2 separate regions of the Homo sapiens genome follow, and region 2 is linked to region 1. Evidence: chromatin loops called from intact Hi-C (ENCODE). Cell type or tissue: right lobe of liver. All regions are shown on one strand. Links, peaks and the distances in the headings refer to the core of each region. The heading gives the core; the rest is flanking DNA. Region 1 holds the start of TMEM74B (transmembrane protein 74B). Region 2 overlaps PSMF1 (proteasome inhibitor subunit 1).

Region 1 (5,375 bases), core at 271-5,270:
GCTTCTAGGCCCTCTCGCCTGACAGTAAGGAAATAAATGTGTGTATACTAGCCCGTGTGTGTGTGTGTGTGTGTGTGTGTGTATTATATATATATATAACTTTCTGTATGTAATCATCTGCATCTATATTAAGCTAAACATGAGTTCATTCTGGTATCTCCAATTCTAATCTGTTGCCACATGGATCATTCTAGCCTCCTCCTCAGGGGTCATTTTTATCAGAAGCAATGTTGCTTAGTAACATAGCAGACATATGTTTATCTGTTTCCAGGAAACAGAGCTTCCAAAGGTCAAATTCTCATGCAAAAGAGGAAAAGGTTTTGTTAACCCTTTACTTACATTCATCAGTGAGGCTCTCCACTGCTCTGAGGATAAAGAACAAATTACTTGGCCTGTAAGGCTCTGCAGTGACCTGACCTGCTAAGCCCAGGCTCGTCTCCTACCAGGTTCCTTATCAGGCCCTCCATGACAACCATACTGGTCTCCTGCAACTCTCAAACTCGTCACACACTTCCTTCTACCCCAAGGTCTTCGCCTATGCTAGGCGCTCTGCTGGACTTCTCTTTCCTCCCCTCTTTATCTGGTTGCCTTCTACTCATCCTTCTAATCTCAGCTCAGTCCACACTTTTACAGGAAGCCATTCCTATCCCCAAGACTAGGTTGGCACCCTTGTTTGAGGCTTGCACTCTATACTTTTATTTGGTAGCATTTACTATAACTGCAATGTTACATTTACTTATCCTTTTCTCCCACTAGAATACAAGCTTCCTGAGTGTAGGGATGGAGTCTACCTAGCTAACTAGTATATAATATTTGCCCATTTTCTCTGTTCTTTATTCAGTGAGCACTTATCCAGAGCTTCCTAGGTGTTAGCCCCTTTTCTAGTGTCTGGGGATACTGCAGGGAGGGAAACAGGCAAAAACCCTCTTCTTTTGGCACTTATTTTTTAGGGGAGGTGGCAATAAGCAAACAGAAACTAATGTCAGTTGGTAAGTGCTATAGAGAAAAATTCAGAGTGAGGGAGTAAAGAGTGCTGGGGCACTGCTATTTTTGAAAGGATGGCCTGGAATGGCGTCTCTGAGAAGGTGGCATTTGAGCAAAGACTTGAAGGAAGTGAGGGAAGGGGGTGAGTGCGGGAAATATCAGAAAGAAAAACGTCCCAGGCAGAAGGAACAGCCAGCGCAAAGGCTGAGGTAGGACAGCGCATGACTGAGGGAAGGAACAGTGAGTGCTTTAAAGGCGGTATCTCATCCCATTCCCATAACACTTCCTACATCCGTTTCACAGAGGAGGAAACCGAGCTCCAGGAGGGCAGTCCTTTACACCAGGGCACCCAGCTGTGGGGGTGGAGCTGGGATTTGAACAGGAGTGTGGTGCCAGGGCTAGCATCCCTTTGAAGTCTCTAACAACGGGCCAGGCCTCTGCAAGGCTGGGAGGAAATGGAGGCCTTCCCAGCCCTGGTGGACCTGCCTAGGGCTAGGCTATGCTGGCCTTGAAGGCACAGGCATCCATCATCCAGGGTGACTTCCAGTCTCCTGGTTGGGGAGGGCTGCACAGAACTTTGGAGGAGGGCAGGTCAGGCTCCGCTCATGAGGTGGCCGAGGAGCAGGACATGGCACACTCATTCGCCTGTCCTTCCACATGGCCAACTTCTGCTGGCCTTCCCAGAGCCCTCAAAGCCTGCACATTCACAATCCTCATGGACAGAAGTGGATACAGGCTCAGAGGCCAGAGGTACTAACCGAGACCACACGATTCAGCTGGTCACCGTGTCTTCCCGGAACCTGCACGATTCAGACCAAAGCTGTCTCTGGGGTTGGCGTGTGTTCCCCAAAGAGGAAACGTCTCCATGAATTTGGTACTCTAGGCACTTCGCTGGACTCATCTTAACTCCGGCCCTGTAAAGGAAAGAAGTGAAAGTCACCCCTTTTCACAGCCTGTTCACCCACACCCACCTAGGTCTTCTAGGTGATCAGACATGGGTCCTGCTCTCCAGGAGCTGCCAATCCGATGGAGGAGGCTGACCCTTAAACAAAATCACGACCGTCAGAGACAAGAGCAAACAGTGCGGGCAAAAGGAGAGCCCAGATGGAGGGGCCCGTGGGGTAAGTGGGTGTGTGCCCAGGGAGGGGTTCCAGGAGAAGAGGCCCCACAGCTGGGCCTTGGAGGGTGAGGGTGTGTTTGGCCATTGGCAATGCCCCCAGGAGAACACCCCTCTTGGGCGGAGCACTCCACTGTCCCACGGAGAAAAAAATTGCAGAGAAAAGGGGGAGGGGGATCGTCGGATTCTTTCTTGCAGCCTTCAGGTGGCGCCCTTGAGCCACGGAGCCGCAAGCGCCCGAGGAGACCGTCCCGACCTAAGGACCTCGGAGAGGACCCGGGGTCCTACCTGGGGGCTGCGTGCGGGGTGGGGGTGGGGGGAAGGGGAAGTGGCAGAGTGGGGGTGAGGAGTGGGGAGGCACCTGCGCTTGGCGCAATAGGGGCTCTCCGGTGGTGGGGAGGGATCTTCTTCAGCAGCCCCCGCCCGCCCCGCCCCTGCGCCCGTGGACCGCGGGCTCCAAGCCCCAGTTCCCTAAGCCCAGGCGCCGGCGATCCAGATCTGCCTGGAGGGGAGGGGAGGACGGTGGATCGGAGCCCCCGCACCCTCGCCCCAGCCCATCACCCGCCTTCCTGTCCCTCTCCTTGCTAACTCTCCGGGCGCCCTCGCCGGCCGCGGGCGGAGCTCCCTCCGCGGCGCTCGGCGAGCCCCGGCCCCCGCCCCTTCTCCCGTCCCTCCGTCCCCGGATCCCCCCCCCGCCTCCCCAGCGGCCGCCACCGCCGCCGTACAGCTCCGCGCGGCGCGAGTAGGTACGTGCGCCTCGGCAGTGGCTCCGGGCCGGGCCGGGAAGGGGGCGGGAGACCGGGAGGGCGAGGCGGTGGCGGCCGGGCCCGCGCCCTCCGGGCTGCGCCGCAGGAGAGAGACCCCCGCAGGCGAGACCCCCGCAGGCGTACGCCGGCTGCAGGAAGGCGGACGGGCACCGGAGAGGACGCACCCTCGCCCGCCGGCGGCCGGGCGCCCTTCGCCCCAGCGTGGTGAGGCGGGGAGGGAGGCCCGGCACAGGTACGCACGCGGAGAGGGGACCGCTGGGGGCGGCAGGAGGCCGAGGGCCGGGGGCGGGGAGTGGCGGCGAAGGACGGCGAGCCTGACCTCGCGGCCCGCCGAAGGACATGCGACCAGGGGACCCGGCCTCCCCGGGCCTCCGCCTGGTCCGGTTCGGCCTTCCGGGTCCCGCGTCTGTGGGCAAGGGCAGGAGCAGGGGGTGTGGACTGGGCCGGCGGGAGCGGGCGCGGTGGGCAGCCGGCGTGCTGGGGCTTTCTGCGCGCAACTTTGGGTACAACAGCGTGGACCTGCGTGTGCGTATCTGCGCGCCCCAAGGCTTTGTGTACAACTCGTGCGTGTGTCTATCGACTGGGTTTTGTGAAGCTTCACCCACAGCCGCTGTGCGTCCCTCTCTCCGGGTGTCAGTGCGCGCGGCGGGTGGGGTATTGGGCCCCTGCGGGTCTTGGTGGATCTGGCTTGGGTCTCACTCCCAGGGGCACTTTGTGTGTGTGTGTGTGTGTGTGTGTGTGTGTGTGTACGCGCGTGTGCGTGTGACGGGGTACTCGCGTGGCCCGAAGATCCGAGGGTCACACTACGTGACTTCTGGGTGTCTGTGGGTACTGCTGTGGGAACAGCTGCTGGGGGAGTGTGTGTGGAACTGGAGTGTTCCTTTCAGGACCTGTCTGACTGCAGATGAAATTAGTAACTGGTGGGGTCGTGGGGTGTGAATGGTGGGCGGGAGCAGCTATGTCAGTTGGTGTGTTTCTGCTTATGTTAGGGTAATTGGGCACGGCCTTTGTGTAACTGGTGAATATCTCTGAACCTGGGCATGAAACAGAGAGATGTCCTAACTCTGGGTGAGAGGAATCCTCATTTTTCTCTGCCCTCTCACTGTGGCATCCTAAGAAAAAAGTTTTGGGTTCCTGCAGCATGAAGGAGAGCTCTGCTCCCAGAATTTGGGAGCTCCAGATTTCTTCCAGGGTGTGGAGGCATCAATATATCAGTCTGGGAAAGGGGTTCCTGGGCCACTCCAGGAGCTGAGTTGGGTGGAAGGTGCTGAGGGTGTGGGTGGGGGCCACTTCTGAGCACCCATGTGGCACCCACTGCTGGTCCCTGTTTGTGGCTGGGCACTCAGGAAAATGTTTTTGGTGCTAAGAGTAAAAAGCCAACCAACAAACACATCTCTTTTTTCTGTCTATTCACTGGAAAGTAAAAGCAGTCTGGGCGCAGGCTGGGGACCCAGATGGAATTCAAACTTATGCCTGCTCTCAAGGTGCTCACGGTTGCTGATAAACAGCTGGATAAAATGAAGAGTCTATGAGTGAGGGATGCAGAGCCAGGGAAGGCTGGTGGAGTGATGCCACCAGCACAGGGGTATGAGTTTGCAGGTTTGTACATGATAATAATTCTTAGGGAATCTGCATTCAACTCCTGTCCTCCACCCTCCCATACATGCCATGGGATCTTGGCCATGTTTTATGAAATAGAGACAGTAATTCCGGATCGTGGGGCTGGTGAGGGTGATATGAGATACTCCTGCATGAAGTGTCGGGTACATGGCTCAACAGCTAGTAGGTGCTTGGTAAACATTTACTAAATTGAGACTCTGGAAAGAGAGACGTAGTGATAGAAATGGGCTGTAAAGGGAAAAGAGCTTTGTACTCACATGAAAGGCCCTATATGTGCTAAGAGGAGGTGTCTGATGCTAGTCCATATTGACAAGAAGGTCAGAAAGATTGAAAAACATGTCTTCCTGCACTGAGGCTCTTTGAGTTTCATTCATTCATTCATTCCATTCATCCTCACTTCATTTGCTCATATTTACACACACACACACACACAAACACACACACACACACACACACACAGAGAACGAACCACAGTGCACTGGAGAATAAACTCCGGCATGAGAATGCAGAGAATCGTGTGTGTGTGCATGTATGTGTGCGTAGACACACCGGAGCATGTGAGCCACTCTGCACCTGGTGGTCTCTGTAGCCCATGGCTTGTGCGCCTAGGGCTCTGAGTGTATGTGCCCTCAGGCCATCAGTGTATACAAGGAATGATGCAGTTCTGCTGTGGATTAGGAATGACACATGCCAGGCAGGGAAGGGGGCTGAGGTGGGACCTGTCGGGGAGAGGCTAGATCTGCCTAAGAGCCCCGATTGCCAACTCCAGGCGAGTGTTACAAGGGAACGGGGGCCTAAGGTGGCCAGATTCTTTCATTTTGCAGGAGAAGCCAGGAATCCAACATTTAAAATGTAAAATCTAAAATCTTTTGCTTTTTATACATTTG
Region 2 (5,375 bases), core at 198-5,197, 57 kb after region 1:
TTATAAGTGAGCTGATTGTGCCACTGTACTCCAGCCTGCCTGGGCAACAGAGGGAAACCTGACTCCAAAAAAAACATTTTACTAAAATGTTTTGAAGCTGTAAGCCTGGGGGCCAGAGGAAGCTTCTCTAAGGAACTGACGTTTAAATCGGTAACCAAAAGATAAACAGGAGTTGGCTACGTGAGGTCAGGGAGAGCACTTTAGACAGAGGGAAGAGGTCTGAAGAGGGCAGAAGAATGACACTGTGGCTGAAGCACAGGGATGCGGGGAAGGCAGTACAAGGTGAGATTGAAGGGGTGAATGCTTTAAGGCCTCATCAAGGATTGTGCTCTTTATCCTAACAGCAATGAGTATTCCCTAAAGACTTTTAACTGTGGTAAAATATGCATAAAATTTACCATCTTAACCATTTTTAAGTGTTCAGTACTGTTAAGTACATTAACACTGTTGTGCAATCACCTACCATCCATCTCCAGATCTCTTTTCATTTTGCAAAACAAACTCTGTACCCATTAATCACTAACTCCCCTTCCTATTCCCCTCTTGCCCCAGTATCTGGCAACCACCATCCACTGTCTGTCTCTACAAATTTGACTAATCTAGGTACTTTTAATAGAATCACACAGAATTTGTCCTTTTGTGAATGGCTTATTTAATTTAGTATAATGTCTTCAAGGTTCATCCATGTTGTAGCACGGGCCAGAATTTCCTTCCTTTTTAAAGCCGAATAATATTCTACTGTATTTACATACCAAATTTTGTTCATCCATTCATCTTATCAATGGACAGCCAAGCTGCTTTCACCTTTTGGCTACTGTGAATAATGCTTCTACGAACATGGGTGTACAAATATCTTTTCAAGACCTACTTTCAATTCTTTTGGGTATATGCCCGGAAGTGGACATGCAGGATTATACGGTAATTTTTTGAAGAACTGTCATATTGTTTTCCATAGTGGCTGCACCATTTTACATTCCCAAGAGTGCACAAGAGTTCCAATTTCTCCACATCCTTGACAACGCTTGTTTATTTTCTGGTTATTCTGATACTACCCATCGTAATGGGTGTGAAGCAGCATCACTGAAGGGTTTTAAGCCAGAGTTGTTAACTATGATCTGATCTATGTCTGAAAGACTGGTCCAACTGCTGCGTGGGAAATACACTGGAGGGTGGCATGCAGGAGGGGAATATGTAAAAGACCTCCTCACACAGAAGCTGCATGGAAGAGGGGAGGAGAAATGAGGAGTGGCCAGAATGTGGAGGCCAGTGGTTTGAAAGTCTGTGAGGACTGGAATAGGTTCAAAGAGGGTATTGCTGATTAGATACTATTAAATGCAACAGGGTTTCTGGGCAGTTCTGAGGTTCGGTTAAGGTTTGATAACTGTGCATTTATAGTGATGCCAAGCTCACTCTAAAACTCTGAGGGTGGCTAGGTGCGGTAGCTCACACCTGTAATCCCATCACTTGAGGTCAGGAGTTCGACACCAGCCTGGCCAACAGCAAAACCCTGTCTCTATTAAAAACGCAAAAATTGGCTGGGTGCAGTGGCTCACGCCTGTAATCCCAGCACTTTGGGAGGCCAAGGCAGGTGGATCACGAGGTCAGGAGATCGAGACCATCCTGGCTAACATGGTGAAACCCCATCTCTACTAAAATACAAAAAAAAAAAATTGCCAGGCGTGGTGGTGGGCACCTGTAGTCCCAGCTACTCGGGAGGCTGAGGCAGGAGAATGGCGTGAACCCGGGAGGTAGAGCTTGCAGTGAGCCGAGATCGCGCCACTGCACTCCAGCCTGGGTGACAGAGCAAGACTCCGTCTCAAAAAACAAAACAAAAAAACGCAAAAATTAGCTGGGTGTGGTGGTGCACACCTGTAATCCCAGTTACTCGGGAAGCTGAGGCAGAAGAATTGCTTGAACAGTCACACTGTACTCCAGCCTGGGTGACAGAACTAGACTCCACCTCAAAAAAATAAAATAAAATAAAAAATAAAACCCTGAGGAGGTCAATGAAGATGGGGGGAAAATCCCTATAATGGAATAAAGCAGACATAAATCAGCTTAACTATATATAAAACAGATAATTTCATTATACTGATTTTAAAAACAAGCACTAATCTAAGTACCTTTGGAACACACTACTCTGCCTACATCTTTTGTGGAACATAGTTAAAAGACAAAAAGAACTGGAAATAAGTCATTTGGAACTTTACTTAATAGGTTTGTTCTTGGTAGGCACTGATGTAGCAATTCAGAAAATATTTGTGTGTATTCTAGGATCAAATAAATAAGTAAATACATTGATGCTGCTGGGAATCAGGGTTCTCACCACAGGAGAAGGGAGATATAAGTATGGAATAAGAGAAAAAGAATCCTGTAGTGTTATATTAAAAACAGAGGTGGCAATTTAAACTTATAAGGAAAAATTTTCCTAGCTCTATCTGCTGAAAAGGTCTAGAATCATACTACTGTATGATACCAACTATGTGACACTCTAGAAAAGGCAAAACTATGGAGACAGTCAAAAGATCAGTGGTTGCCAGCAGTTAGGGAAAAGGGAGTGAAGAATAGGAGAAGCACAGATTTTTAGGGTAGTCAAACTATTCTGTGTGATACTATGATAGACACACATTCTCATCTGTTTGTCAAAACCCACAGACTGCACAACAGCAAGCTTGAGCCCTAATAATGATGTGTCAATGTAGACTCATTAGTTGTAACAAATGAATCATTATGTATGGGATATTGACACAGGGAAGCTGTAAACTGTGGGTGTATGGGAGCAGGAGGTAATATGGGAATGCTCTGCACTTTCTGCTCAATTTTGCTTGTACCTAAAACGACCCTAAAGAAAATAATTTTTTTTTAAATAAGTTGGAGATTGGGGTTGGGGACCCAATGAGGCACACATCCTCCCAGGAGTCTGCTCTGACTGAATGAGTTGCCCGGGCTCCACCTCTACTCTGCAGCCACCACTGCACTTGTGGACTCTTGACTGCACCATCTTGTTTCATGTGGCATTTCCTATGGAAGTCTCCTCTTCAAATACATAAAAAACAGAAAAGAAAATTAGGAAGTTGTGCCCAGAAATAAAAGGTTCTTCCATTCACCTTCCTTAATTTTCTGGACACATCCACCCTATTCCTCATATCTTGCCATTAGTTCTCTCTTCTTTTTCCCAGGGAAGAGACATCATTTAGAAGTACCTGTGGAAGTCACCCAGGTGTTCTGCATCGATATAATCATCCAAGTTCAGGGTCAAGTCTGCCACTTGCTGTGAGCCATATTCCTAGATGGGTGAAAATAGAAAGTGAGAGACTGGGATATTTCTGGCTAAGAGTGGGAGGGTGAAGGGAGAGTAACAAAGTCTTCAACCTAAAGAAATATTCACATATGTCCACAGAGACATATATAAGGACTGTTTATATGAAATACCTTCCTAAGGCTTGGAGACTTCTCTGATTTAGGAATATTGCCTTTCCAAGGCAGAGACTAAAACACCTACTTCCCAGGCTCTTTTGCAAAAGGGCTCAGGCATGGTAATTGAGGTGTTGAACTGATGCATCAACTTTGATCTGCAGGTGAGCAACACGGAGATGCAGACCCAGCAAGGGGCAGACATCTTGCTAATGAGGGTAGCACAGAGGCCAGGGGGTCACATCAGCAGCTTAAGAGAAGGGTGCACCAGGGCAGACAGAATCAGCCAGTATCTAATACTGGGCAGTGGTGGTGGCAGCAGTGGTTTCCGGGGCATGATTTGGGACACTGCTTCTGGAAACCTAGCCTTAAACCTGTTTCAATGAGCTATCCTGGTTCTTTTTGTTTTGTTTTGTTTTGAGACAGAGGCTTGCTCTATTGCCCAGGCTGGAGTTCAGTGGCACGATCTCAGCTCACAGCAAACTCTGCCTCTTGGGTTCAAGGGATGCTCCTGCCTCAGCCTCCCAAGTAGCTGGGATTACAGGCACCCACGACCACGCCCGGCTAAGGTTTAAAAATATTTTTAGTAGAGACAGGGTTTCACCATATTGACCAGGCTGGTCTCAAACTCCTGACCTCAAGTGATCCACCTGCCTTAGCCTCCCAAAGTGCTGGGATTACAGGTGCGAGCCACTGCGCCTGGGTGATCCTGGTTCTTTTAATAAACCCTTTTTGCTTAAACTAACCCAAGAGGTTTTTGTTGTTTGAAACCAAGAACCCTATCTGACACGAGATCTAAATGTTCATCAAAAGGGAAAGGAATAAAGAAATTATGGTGCTATGAGAAACTATATAATAGTTAAAACAAATAAGGTATATCTATATGTATTTCCATGTCAAGGTCTTGCCTCCAAAACACCGAGTGAAAAAAAAGCAAAGTGCAGTATAATACATACAGCAGGATACTTCTACATGGTCACACCCAAACCACTAAGAAAAAAGTTAACAAAAGGAAAGTCACTGTCCTTGTGGCACTTATAGTCCCATGGCAGAATAAAAGCAAAGCACAAATAAGTACACAATTACAAGCTGCAATGAGTGTCAGGCAGGAAAATAAAATGATGGCGTAAAGAGACATAATTTAGATTTTTTTGGGGAGTAGGACTGGGTAGTCAGAACTGAAATTTTTGAGGAAGTCAAAAATGAAAGAGAATTGTCCAGGATGAAGGAATGGTGAAGGGCTGTGTGAGTGGCAGATGGGGGAGGGGAAGAGCCTTCCAGCATAGGAAATGTAAAGTGCAAGGGCTCCAAGGCAGCAAAGAATTCAATTTATTTAAGGAACTGAAGTAGCCCATTGGGGTTACCTAAGTTTTTCCCTTCTATCTTGTCACTGAATAGATTTACCTTATTTAACCATTCCCCTGTTGACAGAAAGCCCCTCCTTCTTAATTCCAGGTGGTGGATACCTTTGTGCACGAAGGTTTTCTATACTTAGGGTTCTCACCTTAAGATAAAGTTCCAGAAGTGGGATCACTAGGTAAGGGCTACATGAACATTGAAGCTCTGGATTCGTACCGTTAAATGGGTTTCAAAACAGCCATTCCTATCCCCATCTCATCAGCAGACTCACGTGTCCCAGAGACTCACCAGCACATTGAGGATCATGCTGCTCTCCACGGTGATGGCTTTCACAAGGAGCTTTCTGGACCCATCCTTATACTCATACCGGAGGACATACAGGTCTTTATTGTTGTTCCACCCAGCTGGCAGCAGTTCTGACTTCTTATCATTGGGACCCGGCTGGGAAGACCACAGTTGAGAGGAGAAAGATCATGAACTCAAAACACAGAACTATAAAGAACCTCACGAGATAAGCTAATCTTACCCACCTCACTTCACAGATGAAGATGTGGAGGTCAAGAGAAATGACTTGCCCAAGATCCTACAGCGAGAGAGAGGTC

The links. Peaks named below come from ENCODE experiments on the same cell type or tissue, not always from the same donor. Only the 100,000 strongest peaks of a DNase experiment are listed, where the experiment ranks them.
Region 2: a loop joins it to region 1, with 4 times the contacts of the local background. A loop is called at or near these places in 7 of 110 quality-filtered maps.

The regions. Positions count from the first base shown.
Region 1 is chr20:1,182,863-1,188,237 of GRCh38, reverse strand. It overlaps TMEM74B (transmembrane protein 74B), which reads left to right and starts at 3,257. Exons shown (of 3, transcript NM_001304748.2): 1 at 3,257-3,936; 2 at 4,290-4,467. The coding sequence starts at 4,437. In right lobe of liver, for the core only: a CTCF peak has its summit at 2,307 (motif pointing right); a DNase peak (open chromatin) is centred at 2,317; H3K4me3 peaks cover 1,694 bases; H3K27ac peaks cover 420 bases; H3K27me3 peaks cover 780 bases.
Region 2 is chr20:1,125,337-1,130,711 of GRCh38, reverse strand. It overlaps PSMF1 (proteasome inhibitor subunit 1), which reads right to left. Exons shown (of 7, transcript NM_006814.5): 2 at 5,062-5,214; 3 at 3,204-3,286. Among named protein-coding and RNA genes, the nearest start is that of PSMF1, 9.4 kb to the right of the region's middle. In right lobe of liver, for the core only: no CTCF peak of the experiment used is centred there; no DNase peak of the experiment used is centred there.